2 separate regions of the Homo sapiens genome follow, and region 2 is linked to region 1. Evidence: read pairs that join two places in POLR2A ChIA-PET (ENCODE). Cell type or tissue: PC-9. All regions are shown on one strand. Each heading gives the region's core, and the rest is flanking DNA. Links, peaks and the distances in the headings are about the cores only.

Region 1 (14,890 bases), core at 6,321-10,320:
AACACATGTATGGCCCTCCTCGAGGACTGACTGAGCAGCTCTGGCTGATGGGGGTGTGGCTGAGGGGGAGGAGGGGAGGGGCTAGGAAGACAGTCTCAGAAGAAAGAATAATGAACACTAGATGTGAAAACTTCCACAAAGCAGGTGGCCCACCAGGCAGGATCAGAGCAGTTCCCTGCCATTATAGAGTTTCCTTTTGCCTAGCTCTTCTGTGTTTGTATTGGGGTGGTGTGTGTGGGGGGAACACAGTTTTGTTTTGATCATTTATAAAGCTTTACTGAGGTATAATAGATACACAAAAAAATCACATACATATAAAGAGTACATCTTGATGAGTTTGGACATATGCATACACCTGTGATACCATCACCAAAATTTAGGTACTAAACATCTCTATCGCCTCCAAAAATTTCCTTGTGTTCTTTTGTGTTTTGGTTTGTTTTTTTGGTAGTAGGAACACTAAACATGAGATCTATCCTCTCAACATATTTTAAAGGGTGCAATTCTGTATCGTTATCTACAGGCACCATGTTGTACAGCACATCTCCAGAACTTACTCATCTCGCATAACTAAACTTTATACCCATTGAGCAACATTTCTCCATTTCCCCTTCCCCCAGCCCCTGGAAACTGCCCTTCTATTCTCTGCTTCTATGAGTCTGACTATTTTAGATACCCATTTAAGTGGAATCATGCAGTATTTGTCGTTCCGTGTCTGGCTTTTTTCACTTAGTATAAAACCCTCTTGGTTCCTCATGCTGTTGCAATTGGCAGGATTTCCTTCTTTTTTAAGGCTGAATAATATTCCATTGTATGTATTTGTCACATTTTCTTTATCTATTCATCTGTTGATGGACATTTGGGTTGTTTCCCTATCTTGGCTATTGTGAATAAGAAAAAAATACAGTTTCTCAACCCAAAGCAAACAAAGAAACATTGTGCAAAATATAAGTGTTGACAGAAAGGCAGGCCGGGAGGGTAAACAATGGCTGGCATACAGCACAGATCAGGCTTCTGAGAGAACCGTGATGCCCCGGGCACACCTCTTCTGCCAGGACTAGCTCACTGGGGGAATTTGTCAGTGCTGTGCAGACCCATAGGTCTCACCTGGTTCTGGTTTGTAGAGGGAGGCAGTGGGACCCAGGCCCACCAGTGGGAGTTCAGAGCCTGCTGTCAATTCTGCCTTTTCTGCCAGGGCTGTGTCTGAAAGGACTGATAAAAAATGCTCCTGTGTTTGGCTCTCTCTGCACCATTTTAAAACTCTTCGATAGTGATCAGCACAGCTATTAAAAGTATCAGGTGGAAATCAGCCACTCAGGGCTGACAGGTGGCTGATTCTGACCCCCACTCCCCAGCCATACATGTCTAGGGTAGAAACCGGTCACATAAACAGGAACTACAGTCTTTCTCAGGCTTTGCACTTGTCCCAGCCTCTGAGCAGGGCCTCTGGGCCTCCCTTTTGGGCTTGACCCAGCAAGCATCCTACCTGAGCTCACTCCTCACCTGCCCAACTCCAGCGATCTGGGGTGATATCTGCAGGAGCTGCCCTCAGTGCCTCCAAAGCTCGAGAAGGTGCTACATCACAGGTAGAGGGAGGGATGCTGCCTGTGAAGATTTCCTCCCCCACAGAGTGTCCCGGACTGCCGTGGTGCATGGCGCCCTCCTTGGAGGGGAGACACGTGCATCTGCCCTGGGCCACATGTCAGTTCTGACGCTGCATGGCCGTGTGCTCCCTGGGTCTCACCAAGATTCTTGGGCGAGCAGCCTTCCCTGTAGTCTCCTTAGGCTCAAGCCTTCAAGGACTAGGCTAGAGGCTGACCTGAGTGACCAGCACCAAGCGGTCCTCCAAGCTGTCCCTCCTCCTGGACCTCCCCAGCGGGGTGCTCATCACTCTCAGACCAAGACCTCTAGTCTTTCTCTTGGGATGAGTTATTTCTCATCCTTAGTCTCTCACACCAGTGTACTCCTGGGGTCCCAGCCCATAAGACATGTCTGAGTCTCCCCTATGCAAACACCCCACTGTGCACAGGTGTTGTTATCCTCATGTTGTGGGTGGGGAAACTGAGGCTCTGAATGTCAGATGACTTGCCTGAGGTCACTCAGAGTCTCCAGATCCCTAACACTGAGTCAGCCCTATGCTCACCACACAACGCTGTGTTACACACCACCTCACGGTTGTGGCTAAAAGTTATGCTTTGAGGTTGTCACCTGGCTCTGTCCAGGGACCCGCAGGCTGTTCTGAGGTTGGACTTTGGTGGTTCCCATGTAGGCCCAGCATCAGAATTGCCTGTGAAACTTTGAAAAACTCAGGTGCCAGGGCCTAAGCCCAGGGAATTCTGACTCACTAATCCAGGTGGGCTCAGGTGCACAGGTGTCTGTAGAGTCAATTCTCATTCTTCATGGTAGTTATGTTTTATAAAGTCTCTGTGAACACTGAATGAGCAGATACTGAACCTTTGCGCCTAGGGGAAACACAGGGTTAGATTTCTGCCTGCCTCTGGTTACAACCAGTACATAGCCTTGTTTTATGTGTATTTCTATTAAAGACACCTTCTTTACTCTCTACGGTTGACTCATTGACACTGAACTCATGGTCAACAGCACCATAACTTGTGTCTGAAAGAAGCTTGTCTGATACACGTGTTTTCTCTGTATGGGACATCACGGCCTTCTTGTGCTTAGGAACAAACACCAACACTCTGCTTGGGGGACATTAATTTTTTTTTTTATTTTCATAGGTTATTGGGGAACAGGTGGCATTTGGTTACATGAGTCAGTTCTTTAGTGGTGATTTGTGAGATTTTGGTGCACTCATCACCTGGGAAGCATACACTGAACCCAGTTTGTAGTCTTTTATCCCTCACCCCCTTCCCACTCTTTCTCCCTGAGTCCCCAAAGTCCATTGTGTCATTCTTATGCCTTTGCATCCTCATAGCTTAGCTCTCACTTATGAGTGAGAACAGACAATGTTTGGTTTTCCATTCCTGAGTTACTTCACTTAGAATAATAGTCTCCAGTCTCATCCAGGTTGCTTCGAATATGCTTAGGGGACATTTTAAACAGTGAAATCACCAACACAAAGCACAAAAGCATGAAAAATGTGGCACCAAATAGCCTGCGAAAAGGACACTTGTTTGCATTGTGGGAGCTGAAGCCAGCAGGCTGAGCGGGCCTTGTTCCACCCCCGCTGGGAATGTGCGTGTTGAGCAGCCCTCATTCTTCCCCACTCTGTGTGTGTCCGAGAATGACCCCAAAAGTGCAGCCAGTATTGATTTTGGGGTTACAGATACAATTTCGCAGGTAGGTGAATTTGTACATATGGAATCCATGAATGGTGAGCATGGGCTGCATTTTGCAAGCTCTGTTTGCCCAGTGGTGAGCTGGGTCTCACAGCAACTGGCAGCAAGAGTTGACCAGGCATGAGGATGGTGCAGGGGAGCCATGGAGTGGGGGCCTGAGTTGCTGTGGAGGGTCGAGAGGGCAGGTTGGCTGGTGCCCATCGAGGACTGGGGACCCAGCAGTGCAGCCGCTGCAGGCTCTGGGCTGTGACTTCTGGCTTGCATCAGCACCCAAATCACCACAGATCTTGGACTTCCACCCTCAGTGGGCTGATAATTCAAAATTCACAACTTGGTTTTCCCGTAGAAACCGTGTTATGAGCGGTGGGTTAGTCCTCAGCTTGGGTCACAGAGGCCCATGTCACACCTGGTTAGACAAAAGGGGTCAGTGAGGCATTGGGGGACCCACCACACCTGAAGCCACCCCAGCAAGCCTCCCCCAGGGCTCAGGGCTCAGGCTGTGAGAAGGAGGGGCTCCCTCTGCTCCTCCTGGGGTCCTGAGACTGAGGGGTTCCTCCAGGAATCTCTAGGGAAAGGTGAAGGCAGGAGTACCAGACAGGCAGTGGAAGATGAGGTGGCAGCCAAAGTCAGGGTTTCAGTGGGGATGGGTTACAGGCATCTAGGGCAGGGCGGTGTGGAGTGGATAGGAATACGTGAGGAGGGGCCAAAGAAAGGAAGGTTTCTGCAGCCACAAGCTTCTCTCCGCCTGCTGCCCTGCTTGGCCATGCACATTGTCTAAAGTCACGGCACGGGCAGAGGAGCCCCAGCCTCAGGGCAGCTCCGTAGGAGTTTCCCAGGTTGCAAAGCTGGATCCATGCGAGACCTGAAGCTGAGGCCAAACTCTGCACGGCCTCACTAGCTCTTGCCACTGGAGCTGGACACTATATCGTTGGGATGCCCTCTCCCAGCCGGAGCTGACAGGTGGCTGAACACCCTGCCCCTGCCTCAGACACTCTTGTTTGCCCTGTCCCCACAGGTCTAGCTGCAGTGAGGATGAGGAGTGGTTCAGAAGGAGCATGAGGCACAGCCTGTGAGGTGGGGCCCAGAAGATACTGACTACTCATTAATACCTAACCTTGCTTTGTCTGTATCCACGTAAAGACACCTCGTTTACTCTCTATTGTTGGCTCATGAGCGTTGGACTATAATTCATGCCTGATTGAAGCTTACCTAACCCACGGACGCTCTCTGTAAGGCACAGTGCAGCCTTCTTGCCCTTAGGAACACCCCAAGTTTGACTTGACCCCTCATCCTCTACCTGACCCAGCCTGTTCTGAAAGTAGATAAACAGAGCTCATGGGGAACATTCTTTCTCCAGGAAGATCAAAGGAGGACGAGGGTCCTGGCCAGGCAGTGCTGAGGACTGGCTCCCAGGAGGACTAGGGCCTTCCCTGCACTGGGGAGGAAGGAGGTGTGAGGGTAAAAAGGCCCCAGAGCTGAGCTGGGGAAGGGGGATTCTGAGCCGCTCTATGCATACCAGCTCTGACAGCTGGTGCCTCCGGGGACATCTGCGGCCTGTCCTCCTAGGAAGCTCGGATTCCTGTCTACCTTTGCAGTTTCCTGGGCCCCCAGCTACCTGTGTGGGAGGAAAGGGGTGGCTCATCTGGGAAGCCCTTGTCACTGGGTTATGGTTATCCTCTGGGGAGGGTGAGGTGTTTATTCAGAAGCTGCAGGGAACTGACACCAAAACAGAAGCTCCCTGAACTCATCTCTCCAGAATTCTCCCTTCTGTCTCTTTTAAAGGGTTTAATCTTTACAAGCTCCAAACAGCTTATCCAGTAAAGTCATTCAGCAAAAAATAAATCCTCATTGATAATGGTTTAATTTCCTCCTTCCCTCCCTCAAGGACAAGGATTATCCGGCTAAGGGATCCATTCCCTCCCTCCCTCTCTGTTTTCCCGCATTCAAACATCATTTAATTTACATTTGCTACATGGCAGGGGCTGGGTGCAAGTGGGTTTCTCCCCCAGATAAATGCCTTGACTTATGGATCCCTTCTGCCTAGCTGCCCTGTCTCCCACTGCTGCCCCTCACACATCCCAACTGGGATCATCTTGGACACCTCCCGGAAAGTGCTCCACCCCACTTCCGGCATAGGGCACGCTCTGTCTGGCATGCTCTGGCCCTGGCCATGTGTAGCACCTGCCTTCCTGGTAGCCGGGGCGGCTTCAGGCATTTTTTTTTTTCTCACTGCATGCCACTTCCTTGAAGACTTTTCTCCCATTGCCTCACCAGGCTCAGCCCCTGCCTTTGCGTCAGCAGCCCACTCGGAGGCCTGTTGCCCTGCAGGCTCTGGGGTCTGGGCTTGCTTCTGTGGGATTTCTTGTTTGAACTGGCGTGTGTGTGTGTGTGTGTGTGTGTGTGTGTGTGCGCGCGCGCGCGCGCGCGTGTGCCTGTGCGTGTGCATACTTTCCATCAGTCCTCATTGGAGCTTCCTAGGAGCAAGGATCATTTCTTTTCCTCCCTCTGGACCTTTGATCTATCGTCCTGACTGACTGTCCTGAACTCATGGGTGAAGGGACACCTTGGGCCCCAGGCAGGATTTCTGGGGGAGAAGAATTAGATAGCTGCCCCTTTCCGCACTCCCTGACTTTCTATCATTCTCCCACTGCTACCTGGCTTGCCCAAGGAGGCCACCCCAAATGGGGTTTCAAGGACTCTGATTGGCAGAGAGGAGCTGCTGAACCTAAACAAAACACAGCTCCCCCAAGACAGGGAGATCTCAGCCAGGAGGACTCTGGGATGGTTTTCAAACTATGCAATGACGTGGCCTAGGGATTCCTTGCAGGTGACTGCAGGGCCTGGGGAGTGAGGGTTTGCCTTGTTGGGGTGGGGGAGGCAGGGCCCAGCCCCAAACCTACATCAGTCAAGCAGCTCCTCCAATTTTATTAGGCTATTGTGCTTAGTTGAACTTGAAAAATGTGCTTCTGTGGCCTCAAAGCTTAGAAAACCTTCACCCTATTCTAAACCTACAGCCTTCTATTCCTGCCATACTCACAGCTGTCAACCAGGGGCTGGAGGGTTGGAGGGAGGAGCCCATGCTCGCCTTCTAGAAGCTGGGACCCCAGTGGCCATGTCTCTGCAGGAATCCAGCCTTGAGCCTCTGCTTGCTGCTAGTTGGAGAAGGCAGTGCCCAGGGCTAGCTCAAGGCTGCAAGCGCTCACGGGGGGCCACACTGGAAGGGTGTGGAGAGATGGGACCCTGGCGCTTCCCTGGCCTCAGACCCAGGGGGCTAGGGATCCCAGATGCATGACATACACCAGGAAGTGCCACTTTCTGAAGGAAAGAGCATTTACCTAGGAGTCCAAAGGCACGGGCTCGAGTCCGGCTCCCACTCACCAGCCAAGGGACCCAGTTTACTTACTCACTGTGTAGATGGAGGTGACACCCCACTCCTCCTTCCTCACTGGGTCATACTGTGAAGCTGCCAGTATGCTCTGAAAACTGTTGAGTGCTGTTGACACGCAAGGTGCTGCTGTGGCTCTGGTCACAGTCCCCAGGTGAGGAGGAGGGCCAGGGCTCTCCTGGGGCATTTGGGGCAGCCCTTGGCCTGGTGCTTCTGGGCTGAGCTTGAGAAGAATGGGAGAGTCACCAACTTAGTCGTGGGCAGGGTTCGCTTGGGAGGTCCTGGCCTGTCTTGGTCCATTTTGTGTTGCTATAACAGAGCTCCTGAGGCTGGGCAATTTATTAAAAAAAAAAAAAAAAAAAAGAGGCCGGGTGTGGTGGCTCATGCCTGTAATTCCAGCACCTTGGGAGGCGAAGATGGGCAGATTGCCTGAGCTCAGGAGTTTGCGACCAGCCTGGGCAACACGGTGAAACCCCGTCTCTACTAAAATACAAAAAAATTAGCTGGGCATGGTGGCACGTACCTGTAGTCCCAGCTACTTGGGAGGCTGAGGCAGGAGAATCCCTTGAACCCGGGAAGCAGAGGTTGCAGTGAACCGAGATTGCACCATTGCATTCCAGCCTGGGCAACAGAGTGAGACTCTATCTCAAAAAAAAAAGAGGCTTATTTGGAAGAGGCTTATTTGGCTCAGAATTCTGGTGGCTGGAAGGCTTCAGATTGGGCAGCTGTACTGGTGAAAGACTCAGGCTGCTTCAACTCATGGAGAAAAGAAAGGGGAATGAGTGTGTGCATGGAGATCACATGGAGAGACAGGAAGCAAGAGAGAGAAACTGAGGAAGCAAGACTCTTCTTAGCAACCCTGCTTTTGGGGACTAATCTATTCTCTTGAGAGCCAGAATGCACCAATGAATCTATTCACGAAGGATCTGCCCCATGACCCAAACACCTCCCACTACACCACCACACTGGGGATCAAATTTCAACATGGGTTTTGGCGGGGACAACCCACATCCAAATGGTAGCATGGCCAGACCCACCAACCTGGGCAGTATGTGGGCATCTAGGGTTTTGTCAGGAATGGAATAGGTGGCCCTGGGCCTCCTGAGATGGCTCCAGGGGTTTGGAGGAAGGTGAGCTTTTCTGTTAGGCATAACATTGGACCTTTCAGAGTCAGCCCCAAGACACAAGTCTGTTTATTTCCATTCTTCTAGTCCTGGATGAACTAATTTGCCCACCCTAATCCAGGGCAGGCACAAGACCCAGGTGTCTTCCCAGGGGAAGTGGAACAAGGGTGGCCTGCCTGGTCCAGGACGTCAGCTGAGCAGGAGGCCTGGAAGAGGGGAACTTTTGACTCAGGAGGGCTCACATTAGTGGTAGGCTGGGAAATACCCCACAAGTGATGGAAAAGAAGCAGATGGCAGATCAGGAACTGGATGTGGCAGTTAGGGTGACCTGCAAAGGAATGCAAAAGAACGGGTTTGCAGGTCCCAGGAGGGAGTTGCGGACGTGCAGCTTCCTTCTTAGGCTGTTTTTTCTCCCATCCTCCCTACAGAAGGCCTGTCAGCTTTGCCAAGATCCAGGGGTCTGGAGATCAGTGAGCCGCAAGCCGCACATGCACCCAGGACTGCTGTCTCTGTCAGGCGTCTTTGAAATATCTTTGCATTATACAAGTCATAGGTGCTTGCAGGGGAAAAAAATGCAAACAACAAATGTACGAAGAAAATGAAAGTTCTCTTCCCTGCTCACCAACAGCCTCTGGCCCCTTCTGAAACCAAGCCCAGTAAAAGAATTCCTAACTTGGGAAAGCCAACGACTGGTGTTGAAGTGTCATTCTACCTGCAGGCATGCCTGTTAACGTGCATTGCCAGGTGACAGTCCAAATCACACACCCAGGGTTTAATTTTCCACGAATGTGGGCATCAATGACAGAGATAACCTGAGCAGCAGGTAATCTCAAGCCAGCTCTCTTCAAGTGGGTTGCATTATTTGGTTGCTTACATTTTTGTATGCTGCAAAATTACCTTTCTAGAGGTGCCTGGTTCTGGCTGAAATGGAGTCGAGTTTGGATTAAATGAGCCTAAATCCATCAGTGGAGTTGGATGGGTGACCTGAACCCAGAGATGATCTTCTTGTGTAGGGGGAGGATTGGTGAGAAAGCTGGAGTGAGGACTCTGCAGCAGGAAGTGACCTGAAAGACAAAAGACCATGCTGTCCCGAGGCATCTCTCCCCTGCCGGAAGTCTCTTCCTCTGGGTTAATAAGAACTGGTTGTGGCACTGACTCCATGACCTCTAGGAAGCATTTGAGGAGTGCTCCCCATGTGCTCCTCCAGCCAGCCCTCCATCCCTCTCCTCCTTGCTGGGGAGGCTACCTGAAGCCACCCCTGTGGGCTGCCAGCTGGTCCAGGCAATGCGTGGGAGGAGCGTGAGGTCCCTTTGTCAGCAGCCTGACTGCCTCCTAAAGGACTGGGGGGTGGCAGTGGCTGATTTCTCTCCTGAAGGCTTCCTTGTTCTCATGGACACAGGCAGCCCTCTCCTACAGCTACAGCACACGCCAGGCCATGGAAACCAACCAAGTGGCCATTACTACTCAGTCAAACTCCAACCAATCCAAACCACAGGTGAGGGGGTGGAGGACTCAGAAGAGAGAAACACCGTCCCAGAAAGTGACAAGAACACAGATGCTGTGGTGAAGATCATGGACTTTACCTGAGTTGGGTGAGTCTCCACATCACCACTTACTAGCTGGTAGCTAGTGAGCCCAAAGTGGCTTTGGCTTTGGGCAACATACTTAACCCCTTGAAACTACAGTTTTTCCCTTCCCTTCCCCTCCCCTCCTCTTGTCTTCCCTTTCTTGAGTCTCACTCTGTTGCCCAGGCTGGAGTGCAGTGCCACGATCTCGGCTCACTGCAGGAGGTGATTCTCCTGCCTCAGCCTCCCAAGTAGCTAGGATTACTGGAGGCATGCACCTCCAGGCCCAGATAATTTTTATATTTTTAGTAGAGATGGGGTTTCACCATGTTAGTCAGGCTGGTCTTGAACTCCTAACCTCAGGTGACCCCCCCCCACCCCCACCGCCTTAGCCTCCCAAAGTGCTGGGATTACAGGTGTGAGCCACTGCACCTGGCCTGGATTTCAGTGTTCTTATCTTTAAAATGGGATGGCCGGGCATGATGGCTCACACCTGTAATCCCAACACTTTGGGAGGCTGAGACAGGTGGATCACCTGAGGTCAGGAGTTTGAGACCAGCCTGGCCAACATGGTGAAACCCCGTCTCTTCTAAAAAATGCAAAAAAATTAGTTGGGCATGGTGGCAGGCACCTGTAGTCCCAGCTACTCAGGAGGCTGAGGCAGGAGAATCTCTTGAACCCGGGAGGTAGAAGTTGCAGTGAACTGAGATGGCACCATTGCACTCTAGCCTGGGTGACAGAGTGAGACTCCATCTCAAAAACAAATAAACAAACAAAAATTAAAATAAAATAAATAAATGAAAAATAAAATGGGGCAATAATACTTTGATTGCATTGTTGCTGTGAGGATTAAATCAGTAATGTATGTGAAGGACAGTGTCTGGCCCACAGTAGGAGCTCTCTAGGTGGCATTGTGGAGAGGCAGTGTGTTTAAAGCACAGACTCTGGAGCCAGATGATTTGGGTTAGAATTTTCTTTAGTAGCTGTCTGACCTTGGGCAAGTTATTTTGTGTTTCTGGATAGAATTTTCTTATCTGCAAAATGGGTTCACTGATGTTTCCACAGGGCTGTTAGGATGATCAAGTGGGATAGCACAGGTCAAGGACTTAGATAGTGACTGGCCTTTGTATTAAAAATAAATCAACTGGACTGGTGTGGTGGCTCATGCCTGTAATCCCAGCACTTTGGGAGCCCAAGGCGGGCAGATCATGAGGTCAGGAGATCGAGACCATCCTGGCCAACACGATGAAACCCCGTCTCTACTAAAACACACAAAAAAATTAGCTGGGCGTGATGGCGCACGCCTGTAGTCCCAGCTACTCAGGAGGCTGAGGCAGGGGAATCGCTTGAACCAGGGAGGCAGAGGTTGCAGTGAGCCAAAATCACGCCACTGCATTCCAGCCTGGTGACAGAGTGAGACTCCATCTCAATAAATAAATAAACAAAATAATAATAAATACATCAATATTTTATTAGAACCTTTCTGATGATGGTGAGCATGTGTCTGCTGTACCTGGAGGGCCTGGGGTGTGGTGTGGAGAAGTCAGAGCCTGTGTCCTGGTCTGCAGGAGAGTTTGACCCTATTCTGCCCACACCTGTCTGACTACTTTCTTCCTCAAATTTTTCCAACCTGGATCTTCTAACTTTTTCACCTTCCGTCTCCAGCCACTGTCTGCAATCTCCTCAGACACCTCTTGGTTAGCCCATGGCAGCCCCAGACCCTTGCGGGCAGAGCTGCTGGACTCATTGCTCTGCCTGGGAGGGGCCTGGGCCTGAGTAGCTCAGTGCTGCGCTGCCCTTGCCCTGCGAGCATGTACACTCGCCAGGCAGTCCCGGATGAATCACGCCCCACACCGAGTAGTTAGCCCAACTCGCAACAGAGGCCCTGTGTGCTGCTTTTGTGTGTAGTGTTTCTTTCCATTCCGTGAGTCAGAAAACACCGTCACGCAGCCATGTGATCTCCCTATCTTCTGCCAAGGAGCTATGTGCAAAGGATTGCTGGAAAACCCTCGAGGGATGAGGGAGGGCAGCCGTGACTGCCAAGAGGGAGGCTGAGCTGAGAGAACTGGAGAATGGAAGTCATCTCAGGAAAAGAGCGTTCCGAGGGGCTCTGGTGTGGTGAGACCAGAGACCCGCCCACAAAGGCAGCTGCTGGTGGGTGAAGGGCCCTACCTTGGCCACGTGTGGGTGGGATCTCTACCCCCTTGACCCCTGGAGTATAATCTGATTATTTTGTCTAATTGTAAATGGAAAGCTTGCTTATACAAAATTCCAGATCGATACAGAAAACTATAAAAAAGAAAGGACATATCTCCCACCTGCCACCACCAGATGCTGTATTAATCCAGTGAGACATTTTCCATTTGCCTTTGGGCGTGGACCTGCCAGGCTCCGGTCCATTGAACTCCATTGAGCTCCTAGCTGCAGCCCAGGTCTGTTCCTGCCCCGGTCCTGGGACTCTGTCCTTCCAAACACCACAGGGAGAGGTTCTCATCCCAACTTGGCCATTAGCTTGCTGTGTGCCCTTAGACAAATCACTCTGTCTGAGTCTTATTTGTCTCTTCAGTTAAAAATGAGATAATAGGGCTGGGCACGGTGGCTCACACCTGTAATCCCAGCACTTTGGGAGGCCAAGGCGGGCGAATCACCTGAGGTCAGGAGTTTGAGACCAGCCTGGCCAACATGGCAAAACCCCGTCTCTACTAAAAATACAAAAATTAGCCAGCCATGGTGGTGGACGCCTGTAATCCCAGCTACTTGGGAGGCGGAGGTGTGAGAATTGCTTGAACCCGGGAGGTGGAGGTTGCAGTGAGCCAAGATGGTGCCACTGCATTCCAGCCTGGGCGACAGAGTGAAACTGTTGCAAATAAAATAAAATAAAATAATAAAAAAATGAGATAATAATTGGGCAGACTTGTTGAGAAGGTGGAAGGCATGGGGAGATATGAAAATAACTGCAACATCACAAAAATCTCTTCAATGTATGAGAAGTGCTGGCTTGATGCCCTTTTCCCTGCCTCAGCTCATTTAACCCCAAGGGTGGTGTTGAGCCCAGCTCCTCTGCTCCACCATTGACTTGTCCATGTTGGCCGAAGGCCTTCCCCAGACACCCTAGGATTGGCTTAGGGCAGGGAGGTCTCAGGCTGTGGTTCTGACTGACCACTGAGACCCCATCCCTGAACACTGGCCAAGCCCTGGGGCCGGCACTCACCTGGTTCAGAAGAACTCAAAACCCTGTTTTGTTGCCAGTTTGGAGCCAAAATAACTGTGCCCCCTCCTCCCCCATGCAGGCACTCATCCCCACCATGGCTGGAGTAATAACCAAAGCCGTTCTTGCTCAGAAGCCTTTTCTGATTTCAGAAACCTTTGTAACTTTCCCAACTTGTTGTGTTATCTTTAGATTGTAGTGATTCTTGTAAAACAAAGGGTTTGCGTACTTACCCCAAGGATAATTAATGACACTATAAGAACGTTAGTTCAGCTGTTTGCAAACCACTCCTTGTATTCATTTCAGTAACACACCTATGAATTTATATATTGGAAATCATCGCCATTCCCGCCTTCTAGAAGAGTAAAAGGGGGCTCAGGGGACAAACGTCTCTTAGTATACAATGAGTATTCTGTGAGCCTATTTCCCATGCCTGCCTCCTGGCTCTGGGAGTGCGGAGCCAGCTGCAGGCTCTGTTCCCACTGGCCCACACCCGTCTTCAGGCAGGAAGTCCCCAGGACCAGCACAGCCCCTCCCCACACAGCGGCCTTAGCAGGGAGGGGTTCAGCCCCTCCAGGCTGATCCAGGGCTCAGGGCCCAGGTGGGTCGCTGCAGCGAATCCCCTCATTGGGCTCATCATCACCCGTGCTCATAGACTGTCCCCATGTAGATTCCGCAGATGGTGAACCTTCAGCTACCAGTGTGTGCGTCCAAGACTTTTCCACAAAAACAAGACATCGCAGAAACTCTCCCCGCCCAGGTTGTGTGTCTGGGCTCCAGCCTCAGTTCCCTCAATCTGAGGTCCTGCTCCCATTGTGTGTCCCTTGAACCCTGTCCAGGAGATGGACAGAGGCTGCCTGCCTGCTCCCGTTTCCACACCCTGGCCCCAGGATGCATCCTTCTGCCTACTGGACATTAGCTGCCACTTCCACCTGCAGCAAGGAGCCACGGTCACAAACCTTAGGCCCTGGGCCCTGCCTGATGGGTGAGACCATCCTTGTTGGTGGGGTCTCAGACTTGGTACCCGTCTCTGGTCCATCCTGATTTACTTGAAGGACACAGCCATGCCTCCCTACAGGCAGCAGCCGAGCAAGGACTCTAACCCAGGTCCTTTCGTGCCAGACCCCACATTACCTTGTTCATACTGTGGCAAGGACTGTGGAGCCAGGGTCCCTCAAAGCCAGCCTTGGGGTAGAGAAGAGAGGTGAGCTATGAAGAGGTGAGACAGCAGGCAGGTCCTGTGGAAGGCAGGAGGCCTCACAGTGGGAGAAGGTCAGTGAGGGTGATGGAGAAGTGGATTTGGGGAATCAACCAGGAGGGGCCCTGTGGGGCTCTCAGACCTATGGCCACTCTGGGGCTGCCTAGAGACTGTCATAATAACCACAGTCATTATGATGATGGTAGGTAGTATTTAGTGAGCATTTACTATATGCTGAGTATTGGATTACCTGCCTTCCTGTATTACCTTATTTTATTCTCATGGTAACCTGCTGAAATAGGAGCTATTATTATCTTCTGCTTTACAGGGGAGGCCGCTGACCCTTGGGGAGGCTAAACAACCTGCCCACAGGCATTCTCTCATAAGCAGATCTGAGATGAAAGTCCAGGCTGCCTGATTCCGGGCCCCACTCTCTCTGACTTCTAGAATTATTTGCTTCTTGGAAAAAAACAAAACCACCCTGCCCAGATGGTGGGGAGTTGGGGGTGTCAGGAGTTTCAGTTTTGTAGAGGAAAGATAAGTGCATTTATGTGGTTTCCACACAGAGGCATACCTTTGATTGTAGGGTCTGGAGAGGGGCCCTTTTGGAGAAGGTCATCTTCCCTGAATGAAGACGCAGCTCTGGTTGGAGGGGCCTCTGAGAAGCAGCCAAATCAGTCCTGCTAACCCACAGGCCAGTGAGCCATGGCCAGACCACTCTCCCATTCACAGAAAGTGGGTCTGTGCCTGGGATACACGGAAGAATAAGTTCAGTACATTCAAGGCCAGGCATGGTGGCTCATGCTTGTAATCCCAGCACTTTGGCAGGCCGAGGCAGGAGGATTGCTTGGGGTATACCCGTGGGCTGCCAGCTGGTCCAAGCAATGGGTGAGAAGGTTCAAGACCAGCCTAGGCAACAAAGCAAGACCTCCAGCTCTAAAATAACAATAATAATGATAAATAAATAAATTCAATACATATGCCAGGCCTTGTTGGTTAGAGACCAATGCTTAAGAGCCTGCGGAAGAACAGCTTACGACCACTCTGTGGTTTTTCCTCCCCATTTGGCTGCCTGAGCGGTGCAGTGGGAGCTGCAGATCAGGCTTCAGTA
Region 2 (14,890 bases), core at 4,246-8,245, 81 kb before region 1:
TCTGTTATGTGTGCCAATCTTTTCTTCCAGTCTGTCATTTTTCTTTTAACTTTGTTTCCAATGTCATTTGTCCTATGGAAACTTTAAATTTAACGTAGTAAAACCTTAAATCCTTTTCTTTACGGCTTTGGGTTTTGCTTGCTGAGGAAAGCCAAAATTATATCAATATTCTCCTCTATTTCTTTATAGCACTTTTTAATCTTTTTTACATTTAGATACTTTATATACCTGGCTTTAAGCTCTGTATATAGTGTGAAATAGGGCTCTAACTCCTACTTCCCAAACAATGCATAGAGACAGGTTTTGAAGCCTCTTCCCCTCCCTCCTTTATCCTATACTAAATTCCATGCAGAACCAATATCTATGTCTGCTTCTGGCCCTAGCAGAGCCCACACATTTGTCTGTCTCTGTCCAGTACTGTGCCACTTTGATTCCTGTGGTTTTTCCACTGTTCTGAGATCTGGGAAGGTGCTCTCCCTACTACTCTTCCCCATCCCCAAACTTGTCTTGGTTATTTTTGAACGTGTTCTAAGTATGCTTTAAGACTAGCTTGCTTAGTTCCACAAAAAAATTCACTGGGACTTTTAACTGTGATAGAAACTGAATTTATAGATTAATTTTAGAAAAAAATGTCTTTTACATCAACTTTTATAAATAAATGCTCTACAGAGATTTGAAAAAGAGTGAGTACACTGTCAGTTACAAAGTTTTGTGCCCCCACATGTATACACACACATACATACTCTAAATTTATTAACTGCACTATTCAATTCTTATCCTTTCTAGTTTTTGTCTATTTGATCTGTGAATTTCTGAGAGGGGTGTTTAAATCGTGCTCTAAAGTGATGGTATTTTTTACTTCTAACGGGTTTTGCTTAAAATATATAAATGTCATGCTGTTTTGTACATAAAGTTTTGGAACTGTTCAGTCGTCTTAGTGGAGAGTATGGAGTTGAACCTCTTATCAATATTAAACATCCTTCTTGCAAACTTTTGCACGTGGAATTCCACACTATTAATATTGTCACTTCTGGTTTTCGTTGCATCTTCTCAAGACAGCTTTGTCCATCTATTTATTTTTCAACCTTTCTGTACCATTTTGTTTTAAGTGTGCAACAGAAAGCACTGTCCCTGGTTTCTATTATCCATTTCTTCCTTTAGTACTAGAATGGCTTTCCCAACCCAGATTTCAGCAGAATCCACTCCCCCTGCTGGAGCCTCATCTCTGCCCTCAAATGTAGCCACGTGATAAAGTTCCTAATGTGCGAAAGAAAAGGGGACTCATTCAACTCCACCCCATTTCCTGAAAAGGGAACTGCTTGCCCTCCACCTTCCCAGGCCTGGGCATGTGCACAGACACACACACACACACTGCACACACACACACACACACACACACACACACACAGCCCACATGGACCAGAACAATGCCCAGGGGACAGCACAGTGACACACACACACACACACACACACACTGCCCACATGGACCAGAACAATGCCCAGGGGACAGCACAGTGACAAGACAAAAGTCATGGCTGGACTATCCTATGAGGCAGTACTGCCCACTACGCCACACGGCCTGCATGCCAGGACTGTTCTCAGAGAGAGAAGGAGGCTTCTCCCTCATCTCAGCCATTGTATTTGCAGGTTTTGTTTTTATTTGGTAGCTTAGCCTATACTCTGACTAATACACAATTTGTTAGCTGACACTGGAGTGTTCTTGTTTTTTTTTTTTGAGACGGTGTCTCGCTCTGTTGCCCAAGCTGGAGTGCACTGGCGTGATCTCGGCTCACTGCAAGCTCCGCCTCCCGGGTTCAGGCGATTCTCCTGTCTTGCCCTCCCAAGTAGCTGGGACTACAGGCACGTGCCACTACACACGCCTGATTTTTTTATTTTTATTTTTAGTAGAGACGGGGTTTCACCATGTTAGCCAGGATGGTCTCGATCTCCTGACCTCGTGATCCACCTGCCTCGGCCTCCCAAAGTGCTGGATTACAGGCATGAGCCACCACGCCCGGCTGGAGTGTTTTATGGTTGCAAAAAAAATCAAAATGAGGGAACAGCCAAACATTTGGGCAGTGGGAAAATGGCGGGCAGTAAGGAAATAGATAAGGATCCCGCAGGCTGGAAAGGTGGCAAACCTTATTGTGCCAGAGCAGAGCATTTGGTAAAAAATAACTACCATTAAATTGAGAGCATGAAAGAAAGCACCAGAAAATCAGCAAAATTCCGAAGATTTTACAAATACAACAGGATGAGACCCTCGACTGGGGTCACTTTCACATGAACTTGATTAGATGCGAACAGCCAGAAGCCTACACATTTCTGAAATCTCACTGCAAACATAGGCAGTGGCAGGAGGCAGGTAAGAAGCCGCCCTCCAAGTTTGCAATTGTTTAGCCCTAAAGCTGCTCACACAAGCAGGAAGTGAGTGGCACAAGCTGTGCAGCCACCAGGGAGGGCGTATTTTCTAATGTCCACTTCAGATATGGCCACAGAGCATTACCACCAAGGCAGAAGCTCCCAGGGGACGAGGCCAGAGCACACAGGAGTCTCTTTCTGAGGGCAGCAACAGGTTCAAACCAAGGAGCTTACTTCATGCCAAGAAGGCGTCTCACCGGTCCCACCCTGCAGGGTTCCACCACTGCTGCAGAGCAGAGCTGCGGGCCCTTCCCCTTCTTCCTTTTCCAAATGGGAGCTCTACTGCTCTCATCATATTCTTCCTCCACTGCTATATGCTGGTTTGGGTAGGAAACTTGGTGGATAGGGAGGAGATAACTTCTCTGTTAGTTTATAGCTTGTGGACTTCAAGAAATTGATGGAGGAGATGAACCAACACTCAGACTTGGGGGCAGTAGCTGCATTCAACTTCATTTCCATAAAAACAACTCTCTCTTTGTGCCCTTATTTCAAGGGTTTTTACACTCTTTAGTCGAATTATGTAACTATTGTAACAAGTGCAACTGGCCTACACAGGTTTGGAAATGACCCTCACTGACTCCTCCTAAGCATACACTTCAACTGGGGGAGGAGAGGAGGGCATCCAGAGAATAGGCACCTAGTGGGACGGAAGCAGCCACGAGTTTTCATTAGCGTGTTTTACAGAGAGATGAAGGGAGCTGGGAATCCAGACAAAGAGCTTCTATTATACATATAACTCCACATTGGAATTGTTTAAAAGTTGCTTTCCTTTTTGTTTTAATTAGCTTCTACTTCCCTATTCTAGAGTCCATTCTATTTGTTCATCTTGGTCCTTTTCTGTCATTGGTTTCATGCAAATGTCTGGTGACCATTAATTCTCCATTCTTATTTATGAATGAAGGATTAGGTTGACTAGTATAGGTCTGGGTTTTGGTTTCTTCCAAAGTAGTAAATTTCTGTTTCTCTAATAGGCCTCTCCCTTGCATGGGAAAGCTAAGTATGCTCTGTGGAAGCACACTGAGTTTTCCAGTGTGTTTTACTCTGGGAAGAGTCCTTTCCTTTAGTTCTCTCTCCTTTTCCATTGTAGAAGTCTGCTCTGTTTCCTATGCCTACACAAAGAATCATCTTCCCTTCGCTTCTGTAGAGAATGGTTCCAGGGTCTTTTACCCAGAGGCAACCATCCCCAGCGGCTCTGCATACCTGGGGAGGGTATAGGGTGTGTCTGGCCCAGCCAACAGGCAGTCCAGTAATGACTACCCTGCTCTCTAACGGTGCTGATTCCAAGCTGGGGGTTTGGAAGGAAAGCTTGTACCTCTACAACAGGTCTCTCCTTCATCTGTTTTGGGTTAGGGATTTGCTCTAATTTGTTTGCTCCACCAATCTGGCCCAAGCTGTTTTTTATGCTTTATACCAGTTCCTCAAAATGTCTGGTCCACTGGTGATATCCTTTCTTCACGTGCAAAGCTATTATTGATGTTCTAGTCTGTTCTATCTCATTCCTTAGAGAATCATTTTAGCAGGATTTTAGGAGGGGGCCTAGCGTTCACATACTAACAAAAAAAAAATTAGTGTTATTCTTTCATCTTAAAACCCACTAACAGTTCCCTGTTACCCAAGGGAGCAAGTGTGGCTCTACAGCACGATGCATGTTCTTTTCTCATCTGGCCATTACTCTGTCCACAGCTTCATCACCCATCAGTCTTCCAGGGCTCCTGACCCTATGAAACATTTCCCCACCAACTGCAATTGTGCCCAGAGGCACAAGTACAACATGTCGTCTCTTCCCTTTAGGTCATGGTGCAATTTCCTCTGCCTAGAAAACCTTTCCTTCCCAATTTCATCTGGAAAACTATTGTAGCCCCTTTCAATGCTTTCTGAAGCAAGAATATGAAATGAAAAAGATGAGATGTAAATCAATACAAAACGCCTACCCTGTCTTTGAAACCCTGTGCAGTGCCACTCCTCCAGGGCGCTCCTAACCCCATCCCTCAGTCATCCTTCCCAGCCGTGCTGTGTTGTGCACGACAGCATGGCCAGCCCAGGGCCCAGGAGTCCTTGTCCCCAGACCGACGCTCCTTTACGCTGGCGTATTAATTTCAAACTATGGATTCTCAGGCCCCACCTAAGGAATTATAATTCAGTTGGCTTCACATGGAACCTAGAAATTCATATTTTCAAAAAGTATCCTGGCAATTCTGTCAAGTGGTCAGGTATGGGACCCACTTCGCTATATCGCACCAGCCCCACCCTTTAGCCCTGCCATTCTTCCATTGGGGACAGGGTCTCACCGCACTGTCAGGAATCCCTGAGCATTACTCAGCAAAGGCTGGAGGCCTCACTGTCCTCCCTGAATGCAAGTGAGCCAACCACAGCCAAGTGTCCACATGGCACAGCCGCATGTCTCCTTGGGGACTAAGGCCCCACACTGAGTGAGTGGAAGAAGGACTCCTAGGAAAAAGGAAACTTGGGGCCTTGGGTTGCGGGGCTAACAGAGCAGCTGCCCAGACCCAGCTCAGGCAGACAGGAATTACCACAGTCTGATTGGAGAAGGGGTCCGTGTAGTTGATCCTCTGGGTGGTGCAATTCATGTCACCCGGCTGGCCAGGGCTTGTCAGAGGAGGAATGACCTCGTAATGGTGCTTACAGCTGAGCAACTGGGCCTGACCGGGGTACAAGGCAATACCTGGGGGCACAAACAGGAAAAGCAAGTGTCAGAAATCACACTCCTGACCACATCCCTGAAATCATCTCACACCTACCAACAACCTACGTTCTGGACTCCCTGGAGGACTGCAGGGAAGGGAGAAGAAAAGGGTTTCAGAGGGTGAGGAGCCACATCCCCTGGCCTCAGAAAGCCCCGCTGTAGCAGAGGGCACAAGCCCCTCCTCAGTAAGCCCCTGGCCAACCTGGGATCCAGCCGCCCTGATGCCCACATCAAAACCCACTCCACCTCAGAGCCCCGCTCCACACCCTCCGAAGGAGTGTCTCTTGACTCAGCCCCTGTGCCACCCCTCTGGGCCAACACCCACCTGCAGAATCACTGGGAGGCTCTAAACTGTGGAACTCCTCAGAACTCATTTTGTCTCTTAGACTGGGAGCCCCAAGTGTGCAAGTCACATCCCAAGAGTCCCTCCCTCTTCCCAGCCCAGGCACCTCTACTGACAGTAGCTGTCCAGCCTCAAGGGCAGCAATGCTAAGACAGCAGCACATGGCATCAGAGACAGACAGACTTCAGAGACACTAAGACACCAGACAGAGAAAGTAAAACGTACAGATAAAGAAGACTCAAGCAGACACACAGAGAAGAGGGACAAACACAAGACAGGAAGAGATGGGCAGAGGAGCCATGACCAGCACACCTGACTCTGCTGGAGGCTGGCAGGAAGCCCCAGAGAGAGGGCACCCGGACTCTGGCTCTGCCATGTGAGCAGGCCCTCCCACAGGTTACTCAGGGGCATCTGTGGGCAGAACAGGTGGCACACACTGGGTGGACAGGGCCCAAGTCACACAGCTCATGCCTCCTCATTTACTCTACAGCCCCTAGAACATCCAGTGCCAGCCCTGCAGCCCAGAGCAGATAGCTTGCTCTATAGCAGAGTGGACTCCCCACTCAGGGACCAGACACCCCAGTGAGACAGGTATACCCAGTGTGGCCTGGGAGTCCCTCTCCAGGCAGGGTTGAATGGCCTCGCCTCCCCTGCCATCCTCCCCACCCCACAGTCCAGCCTTGACTCCTGCTTCTCCTCATCCCTGCCCTCTGGCCCCAGCCAAGTTAGTCTCATCCTCTCCAGAGAAGCCCTCTGCCTCCCTAGACACCCCTTCGCTCTGCTGATCCCCATCCCAAAGACACTCTCTTCCCATCTATGTGCTTTTCGAGGCCCATCTCAAATCCTACCTCTCTGCCAAGCTTTCCCTGACCCCTCTAGTAGCCTGCAGTAGCTGCTCCAGGCTCTGTCCATTTCTGTCCTCAGCACGTAACACACTCCCAACAGCAGCTCCTTGGGCATAGACTCTATACCTAGACTATGCTTGGTTGGACTCCTCTGCCCTGCCCGTAGTACCACAAATACAACGGCAGCTCAGGGAGTATCTGCCAGCTGACACCCTAGATCTGGGGCCCTGATGCCTGGCCCAGGGGCAGGCTCTACCTGGGGCATCATAGCGATCCACTTCCTTGTAAGACACAGACATGACAGGGTGCTTGAGTTTCTCACGAAAGTCTGTGATGGTCCGGTAGACCAGGAAGACGGCCACAGCCATGAGCAGCAGGTAGATGAAGATGAGTAGGACCGAGAAGACGTTCTTCAGGCAGGCCTTGCTGAAGCGGATGCTGCTGGAGGCGGACTCGCTGTCCAGGCCTGACAACAACAAAACACCATGTGACCCAGGGCACAGGGACAAGGTACAGACAGAGATGGCCAGCAACCTCCAGGCCCTTGCCTGCCTCACCAAGGAGGTGAAGTCACCTGCACGCCCAACCTTTCCACCTCACCCCACAAATCATAACAAAGGGCACCTGTAAACATTTACTACACAGCTTCTCTGCCAGGTAGAGGACACCAAGCTGAAGGAGACTTATTCATTGTCTTTAAGGAGTTTACTCTCAAAAGAAAAAAGATAAAAGATAAAAAACGATAAAAATGTTAAAAGAAAAAGCAAAAAACAAACAAAAAGAACAGAAAAAAGGAGTTTACTCTCTAGAGGGATAGGCAGTTACAATCCAACAAGTGAGCTGGCCCCAACCTACCTCTCTGGCCTTATCCCTCACTGCTCCACTTCCCCAGTTCTCCCAGCTCTAGCTCCACCTCTACTCATCGACTTTCTGTTCTTCTGGAGTGCCCTTCTCAACCCGGGATTCCCTCACACTTACCATTCCCTCTGCTTGATTTTCTTTTCTTCCACAGCTGATGCTTCACTCATCCTAAGCCCCGAAAGCTTTTTGCTTGGCATCTGGCTTCCAACAGTGACAGAGTAGCTTGGTCACGCCATCCTTCCATGGAAGCATTTTAATTTAGAAAGACATTTTCTTGGCCAGGCGCAGTGGCTCAAGCCTGTAATCCCAGCACTTTGGGAGGCCGAGGCAGGAGGATCACCTGAGGTCGGGAGTTCGAGACCAGCCTGACCAACATGGTGAAACCCCTGTCTCTACTAAAAATACAAAATTAGCTGGGCGTGGTGGCGCATGCCTGTAATCCCAGCTACTCAAGAGGCTGAGGCAGGAGAATTGCTTGAACCCAGGAGGCGGAGGTTGCAGTGAGCCGAGATTACTCCATTGCACTCCAGCCTGGGCAACAAGAGCGAAACTCCATCTCAAAAAAAAAAAAAAAAGAAAAAAGAAAGAAAGACATTTTCTTGAGGAAGCCTCTCCTGACCCCTAACCTTTATTTGGGCACCTCTTCCTCAGTGTTCCCAGGGAGCCCTGTACGTCCCCTACTTCATCACTCTGCAATGTCATGTCTATACATCTTTTATCCTCCTAGGCTGTGAGTTCCATGAGGGCAGGGATGGGGCCAGTCTTATCCCTAACTGAATCCTTAGCCCTTCATGCTATGCCTGGAACATTCTGCATTTACATGGTGACTGATTGAACACGTCCTGATGCTATTGGTACAACACAACTCTGTCTCCCCTACCTCCCTCACAAAATCCTGAGGCTAGAAGCTAGATTAATCTCTGTTATGGACGAAACTGTATCCCCCACCCTCAAATTCAGGTTGAAGCCCTAACCCTCAATGTGAGTATATTTAGAGACAGGGACTTCAAGGATATAATTAAGGTTAAATGTGGCCATAAGGATGAGGCCTGATCCAATAGGACCAGAATCCTTATAAGAGGAGGAGACACTAGGAGCACATGCACACAGGAAAAAAGGCCATGTGAGGACACAATGAGAAGGCAGCCATCTGCAAGCCAAGGAGAAAGGCCTCACCAGAATTCAATCCTGCTGGCACCTTGATATTGGATTCTCGCTTCCAGAACTGTGAGAAATAAATTTCTGTTGTTTATGCCACTCAACTGTGGCATTTTGTTACAGCAGTCTGAGCTGACTAAGATACTCCCACAGGGCTCCCTGTGCCCTCTCTGCTCCTCAGCTGAAAATGGAGCTCCCTGAGAAGAAGTCCTATTTCCTCCACAGCCCAGCTGAGCACAAGGCTGAGAACAAGGGAAGCATCTGAACGTAAGCCCCAAAAGGTATCTGCTTGGCATCTGGCTTCCAACAGTGACAGAGTAGCAGTGTCACATCACCCTTCCACAGAAAACAATTATAAACTTTGGACAACATATTTTAAATTATTTGAAGGCACTGGGAGAATGATCAAAAGCAGGTAGAAATTGAAAGAGAGGCTACCCTTGAAAGAGAAGAACTGTACTTGGTGAGATTTATACATCTGTAGCTTTTTGCCTAAGAATACATGCCAATCCCTATAAGGCATGGTTCAGAGTGACAGGGACAAAGTTCAGGGCTGGAAGAGCAGCCAGAAAGTTAAGACAAAACCATGAAAGGGAGGGAGCCACACAGGGGGTGAAACTCCCAAATCTGCAACTAAATATATGTTCAGATCCTTGGCTGGAGAACCCAGGGGGGGCCAGCAAAAAGTAACAACTGGAAATTGAAAGAACTGCATGGAGATTTCAACTACGGCTAATGCAGGGGAGATAGGAGTTTAGAGCTTAAATCTTGCCATATTAACAATATGCCAAGAAAAAAAAATACCCTTCTGAAGATCATAACAGAATCCAGAATCTCTATATCATTCATAATGTCCAGTGTTCAATCAAAAATCACTAGACATGCTAAGAAACAAGAAAATGTGACCTGTACTCAAGAAAAAAGCAATCTATAGAAACCAACACCAAGATGACCCAGTGTTGCAATTTAGCAGAGAGAAAATTTACAGCACTTAAAGGAAAATATCTGAATAAGGAATAAAGACAAGATCAATAGAGAAACAGAAACTAATAACAATGGCCAAATATATAGAATTTCAGTTTTGCAGGATGAAAAAGCATTGTGGAGATGGATGGTGGTGATGGTTGCACAGCAATATGAAAGTGCTTAATATCACTGAACTCTACATTTTAATGAGTAAGATGATGAGTTTTACATTACGTGTATCTAACCACTGTAAAAATGTTTCATAAAATTTAAAAAAACAGATGGAAATTCCAGATCTGACAAGAAATAAATGAAATAAAAAGTTCACTGTATAGGCTTAATAGCAAAAGATGGCAGAGAAAGAGTTTGTGAACTCAAAGTTAAATCAACAGAAACTATCCAATTTGAAGAAAATATTGAAGGAAAAAAAAAACCAAATGGAGCCCGGAAAATTGTTACAGTATCTAGCAGTGTAGTGACATGTAACTGGAGACAGAAAATGGGTCACAAAAAATATCTGAGGCCGGGGGTGTGGTGGTTCACCCCTGTAATCCCAGCACTTTGGGAGGCTGAGGCAGGCGGATCACAAGGTCAAGAGATCGAAACCATCCTGGCCAATGTGGTGAAACCCCGTCTCTACTAAAAATACAAAAATGAGCTGGGCGTGGTGGTGCATGCCTATAATCCCAGCTACTCAGGAGGCTGAGGCAGGAGAATCGCTTGAACCCGGGAGGCGGAGGTTGCAGTGAGTTGAGATCACGCCATTGCACTCCAGCCTAGGAAACAAGAGCAAAACTCCATCTCAAAAAGAAAAAAAAAAAAAAAAAAGACTATTGATATTGGGTTCTAAGATGGCTGAATAGGAACAGCTCCAGTCTACAGCTCCCAGCGAGAGAGATGCAGAAGATGGGTGATTTCTGCATTTCCAACTGAGGTACTGGGTTCGTATCACTGGGGCTTGTCATACAGTGGGTGCAGGACAGTGGGTGCAGCGCACCGAGTGTGAGCTGAAGCAGGGTGAGGCATCGCCTCACCCGGGAAGCAGAAAGGGTCAGGGAATTCCCTTTCATAGCCAAGCAAAGCTGTGACAGATGGCACCTGGAAAATCGGGCCACTCCCACCCTAATACCGTGCTTTTCCAATGGTCTTAGCAAATGGCACACCAGGAGATTATATCCCGCGCCTGGCTCAGAGGGTCCCACACCCACGGAGCCTCGCTCATTGCTAGCACAGCAGTCTGAGATCCAACTGCAAGGCGGCAGTGAGGCTGGGGGAGGGGCACCTGCCATGGCTGAGGCTTGAGTAGGTAAACAAAGCGGCCGGGAAGCTCGAACTGGGTGGAGCCCACCGCAGCTCAAGGAGGCCTGCCTGCCTCTGTAGGCTCCACCTCTGGGGGCAGGGCATAGCCGAACAAAAGGCAGCAGAAACCTCTGTAGATTTAAATGTCCCTGTCTGACAGCTTTGAAGAGAGTAGTGGTTCTCCTAGCACAGGGTTTGAGATCTGAGAACAGACAGACTGCCTCCTCAAGTGGGTCCCTGAACCCTGAGTAGCCTATCTGGGAGGCACCCCCAAGTAGGGGCAGACTGACATCTCACACGGCCAGGTACCCTTCTGAGACAAAACCTCCAGAGGAACGATCAGACAGCAACATTGGCTGTTCATCAATATTCGCTGTTCTGCAGCCTCCGCTGCTGATACCCAGGCAAACAGGGTCTGGAGTGCACCTCCAGCAAACTCCAACAGACCTGCAGCTGAGAGTCCTGACTGTTAGAAGGAAAACTAACAAACAGAAAGGACATCCACACCAAAACCCCATCTGTACATCACTATCATCAAAGACCAAAGGTAAATAAAACCACAAAGATGGGGAAAAAAACAGAACAGAAAAACTGAAAATTCTAAAAATCAGAGTGCCTCTCCTCCTCCAAAGGAACGCAGCTCCTCACCAGCAACGGAACAAAGCTGGACAGAGAATGACTTTGATGTGTTGAGAGAAGAAGTCTTCAGACGATCAAACTTCTCCAAGCTAAAGGAGGAAGTTCAAACCCAACGCAAAGAAGTTAAAAACCTTGAAAAAAGATTAGACGAATGGCTAACTAGAATAACCAATGCAGAGAAGTCCTTAAAGGACCTGATGGAGCTGAAACCCATGGCATGAGAACTACATGATGAATGCACAAGCTTCAGTAGCCGATTCAACCAACTGGAAGAAAGGGTATCAGTGATGGAAGATCAAATGAATGAAATGAAGCGAGAAGAGAAGTTTAGAGAAAAAAAGAATTTAAAAAAACGAACAAAGCCTCCAAGAAATATGGGACTATGTGAAAAGACCAAATCTACGTCTGATTGGTGTACCTGAAAGTGACGGGGAGAATGGAACCAAGTTGGAAAACACTCTGCAGGATATTATCCAGGAGAACTTCCCCAACCAAGCAAGGCAGGCCAACATTCAAATTCAGGAAATACAGAGAATGCCACAAAGATACTCCTCGAGAAGAGCAACTCTCAGACACATAATTGTCAGATTCACCAAAGTTGAAATGAAGGAAAAAATGTTAAGGGCAACCAGAGAGAAAGGTCGGGTTACCCACAAAGGGAAGCCCATCAGACTAACAGCTGATCTCTCAGCAGAAACTCTACAAGCCAGAAGAGTGGGGGCCAATATTCAACATTCTTAAAGAAAAGAATTTTCAACCCAGAATTTCATATCCAGCCAAACTAAGCTTCATAAGTGAAGGAGAAATAAAATACTTTACAGACAAGCAAATGCTGAGAGATTTTATCACCACCAGGCCTGCCCTAAAAGAGCTCCTGAAGGAAGCACTAAACATGGAAACGAACAACTGGTACCAGCCACTGCAAAAACATGCTAAATTGTAAAGACCATCAATGCTAGGAAGAAACTACATCAACTAATGAGCAAAATAACCAGCTAACATCATAATGACAGGATCAAATTCACACATAACAATATTAACCTTAAATGTAAATGGGCTAAATGCTCCAATTAAAAGACAGACTGGCAAATTGGATAGTCAAGACCCATCAGTGTGCTGTATTCAGGAAACCCATCTCACGTGCAGAGACACACATAGGCTCAAAATAAAGGGATGGAGGAAGATCTACCAAGCAAATGGAAAACAAAAAAAGGCAGGGGTTGCAATCCTAGTCTCTGATAAAACAGACTTTAAACCAACAAAGATCAAAAGAGACAAAGAAGGCCATTACATAATGGTAAAGGGATCAATTCAACAAGAAGAGCTAACTATCCTAAATATATATGCACCCAATACAGGAGCACCCAGATTCATAAAGCAAGTCCTTAGTGACCTACAAAGAGACTTAGACTCCCACACAATAATAATGGGAGACTTTAACACCCCACTGTCAACATTAGACAGATCAACAAGACAGAAAGTTAACAAGGATATCCAGGAATTGAATTCAGCTCTGCACCAAGCAGATCTAACAGACATCTACAGAACTCTCCACCCCAAATCAACAGAATATACATTCTTCTCAGCACCACACCACACCTATTCCAAAATTGACCACATAGTTGGAAGTAAAGCTCTCCTCAGCAAATGAAAAAGAACAGAAATTATAACAAACTGACTCTCAGACCACAGTGCAATCAAACTAGAACTCAGGATTAAGAAACTCACTCAAAACCCCTCAACTACATGGAAACTGAACAACCTGCTCCTGAATGACTACTGGGTACATAAGGAAATGAAGGCAGAAATAAAGATGTTCTTTGAAACCAATGAGAAGAAAGACACAACATACCAGAATCTCTGGGACACATTTAAAGCAGTGTGTAGAGGGAAATTTATAGCACTAAATGCCCACAAGAGAAAGCAGGAAAGACCTAAAATTGACATACTGACATCACAATTAAAAGAACTAGAGAAGCAAGAGCAAACACATCCAAAAGCTGGTAGAAGGCAAGAAATAACTAAGATCAGAGCAGAACTGAAGGAGACTGAGACACAAAAAACGCTTCAAAATATCAATGAATCCAGGAGCTGGTTTTTTGAAAAGATCAACAAAATTGATAGACAGCTAGCAAGACTAATAAGGAAGAAAAGAGAGAAGAATCAAATAGACACAATAAAAAATGATAAAGGGGATATCACCACCGATCTCACAGAAATACAAACTACCATCAGAGAATACTATAAACACCTCTACGCAAATAAACTAGAAAATCTAGAAGAAATGGATAAATTCCTCGACACATACACCCTCCCAAGACTAAACCAGGAAGAAGTTGAATCTCTGAATAGACCAATAACAGGCTCTGAAATTGAGGCAATAATTAATAGCTTACCAACCAAAAAAAGTCCAGGACCAGATGGATTCACAGCCGAATTCTACCAGAGGTACAAGGAGGAGCTGGTACCATTCCTTCTGAAACTATTCCAATCAATAGAAAAAGAGGGAATCCTCCCTAACTCATTTTATGAGGCCAGCATCATCCTGATACCAAAGCCTGGCAGAGACACAACAACAAAAGAGAATTTTAGACCAATATCCCTGATGAACATCGACGCAAAAATCCTCAATAAAACACTGGCAAACCGAATCCAGCAGCACATCAAAAAGCTTATCCACCATGATCAAGTGGGCTTCATCCCTGGGATGCAAGGCTGGTTCAACATATGCAAATCAATAAACATAATCTGCATATAAACAAAACCAAAGACAAAAACCACATGATTATCTCAATAGATGCAGAAAAGGCCTTTGACAAAATTCAACAGCCCTTCATGCTAAAAACACCAATAAATTAGGTATTGATGGGACGTATCTAAAAATAACAAGAGCTATTTATGACAAACCTACAGCCAATATCATACTGAATGGGCAAAAACTGGAAGCATTCCCTTTGAAAACTGGCACAAGACAGGGATGCCCTCTCTCACCACTCCTATTCAACATAGTGTTGGAAGTTCTGGCCAGGGCAATCAGGCAGGAGAAGGAAATAAAGGGTATTCAATGAGGAAAAGAGGAAGTCAAATTGTCCCTGTTTGCAGATGACATGACTGTATATCTAGAAAACCCCATCGTCTCAGCCCAAAATCTCCTTAAGCTGATAAGCAACTTCAGCAAAGTCTCAGGATACAAAATCAGTGTGCAAAAATCACAAGCATTCTTATACACCAACAACAGACAAACAGAGAGCCAAATCATGAGTGAACTCCCATTCACAATAGCTTTAAAGAGAATAAAATACCTAGGAATCCAACTTACAAGGGATGTGAAGGACCTCTTCAAGGAGAACTACAAACCACTGCTCAATGAAATAAAAGAGGACACAAACAAATGGAAGAACATTCCATGCTCATGGATAGGAAGAATCAATATCATGAACATGGCCATACTGCCCAAGGTAATTTATAGATTCAATGCCATCCCCATCAAGCTACCAATGACTTTCTTCACAGAATTGGAAAAAACTACTTTAAAGTTCATATGGAACCAAAAAAGAGCCCGCATTGCCAAGTCAATCCTAAGCCAAAAGAACAAAGCTGGAGGCATCACGCTACCTGACTTCAAACTATACTACAAAGCAACAGTAACCAAAA

What was found. Peaks named below come from ENCODE experiments on the same cell type or tissue, not always from the same donor. Only the 100,000 strongest peaks of a DNase experiment are listed, where the experiment ranks them.
Region 2: POLR2A ChIA-PET joins it to region 1 with 5 read pairs; 3 of 35 experiments call an interaction of 5 or more read pairs at or near these places.

The regions. Positions count from the first base shown.
Region 1 is chr1:212,458,962-212,473,851 of GRCh38, forward strand. It overlaps LINC02771 (long intergenic non-protein coding RNA 2771), which reads right to left and starts at 13,917. Exons shown (of 3, transcript NR_183725.1): 1 at 13,716-13,917; 2 at 8,706-8,872; 3 at 7,855-8,136. It overlaps LOC124904506 (a long non-coding RNA gene), which reads right to left and starts at 6,986. Exons shown (of 2, transcript XR_007066870.1): 1 at 6,703-6,986; 2 at 2,704-3,705. RefSeq lists enhancers at 2,066-2,235, 3,031-3,545, 12,621-13,121, 13,122-13,622 and a silencer at 8,986-9,280. In PC-9, for the core only: no CTCF peak of the experiment used is centred there; a DNase peak (open chromatin) is centred at 8,140; H3K4me3 peaks cover 964 bases; H3K27ac peaks cover 1,948 bases.
Region 2 is chr1:212,380,322-212,395,211 of GRCh38, forward strand. PACC1 (proton activated chloride channel 1) reads right to left here. Exons shown (of 8, transcript NM_018252.3): 3 at 6,570-6,779; 4 at 4,953-5,104. Among named protein-coding and RNA genes, the nearest start is that of PACC1, 27 kb to the right of the region's middle. RefSeq lists a silencer at 4,762-4,945. In PC-9, for the core only: no CTCF peak of the experiment used is centred there; no DNase peak of the experiment used is centred there.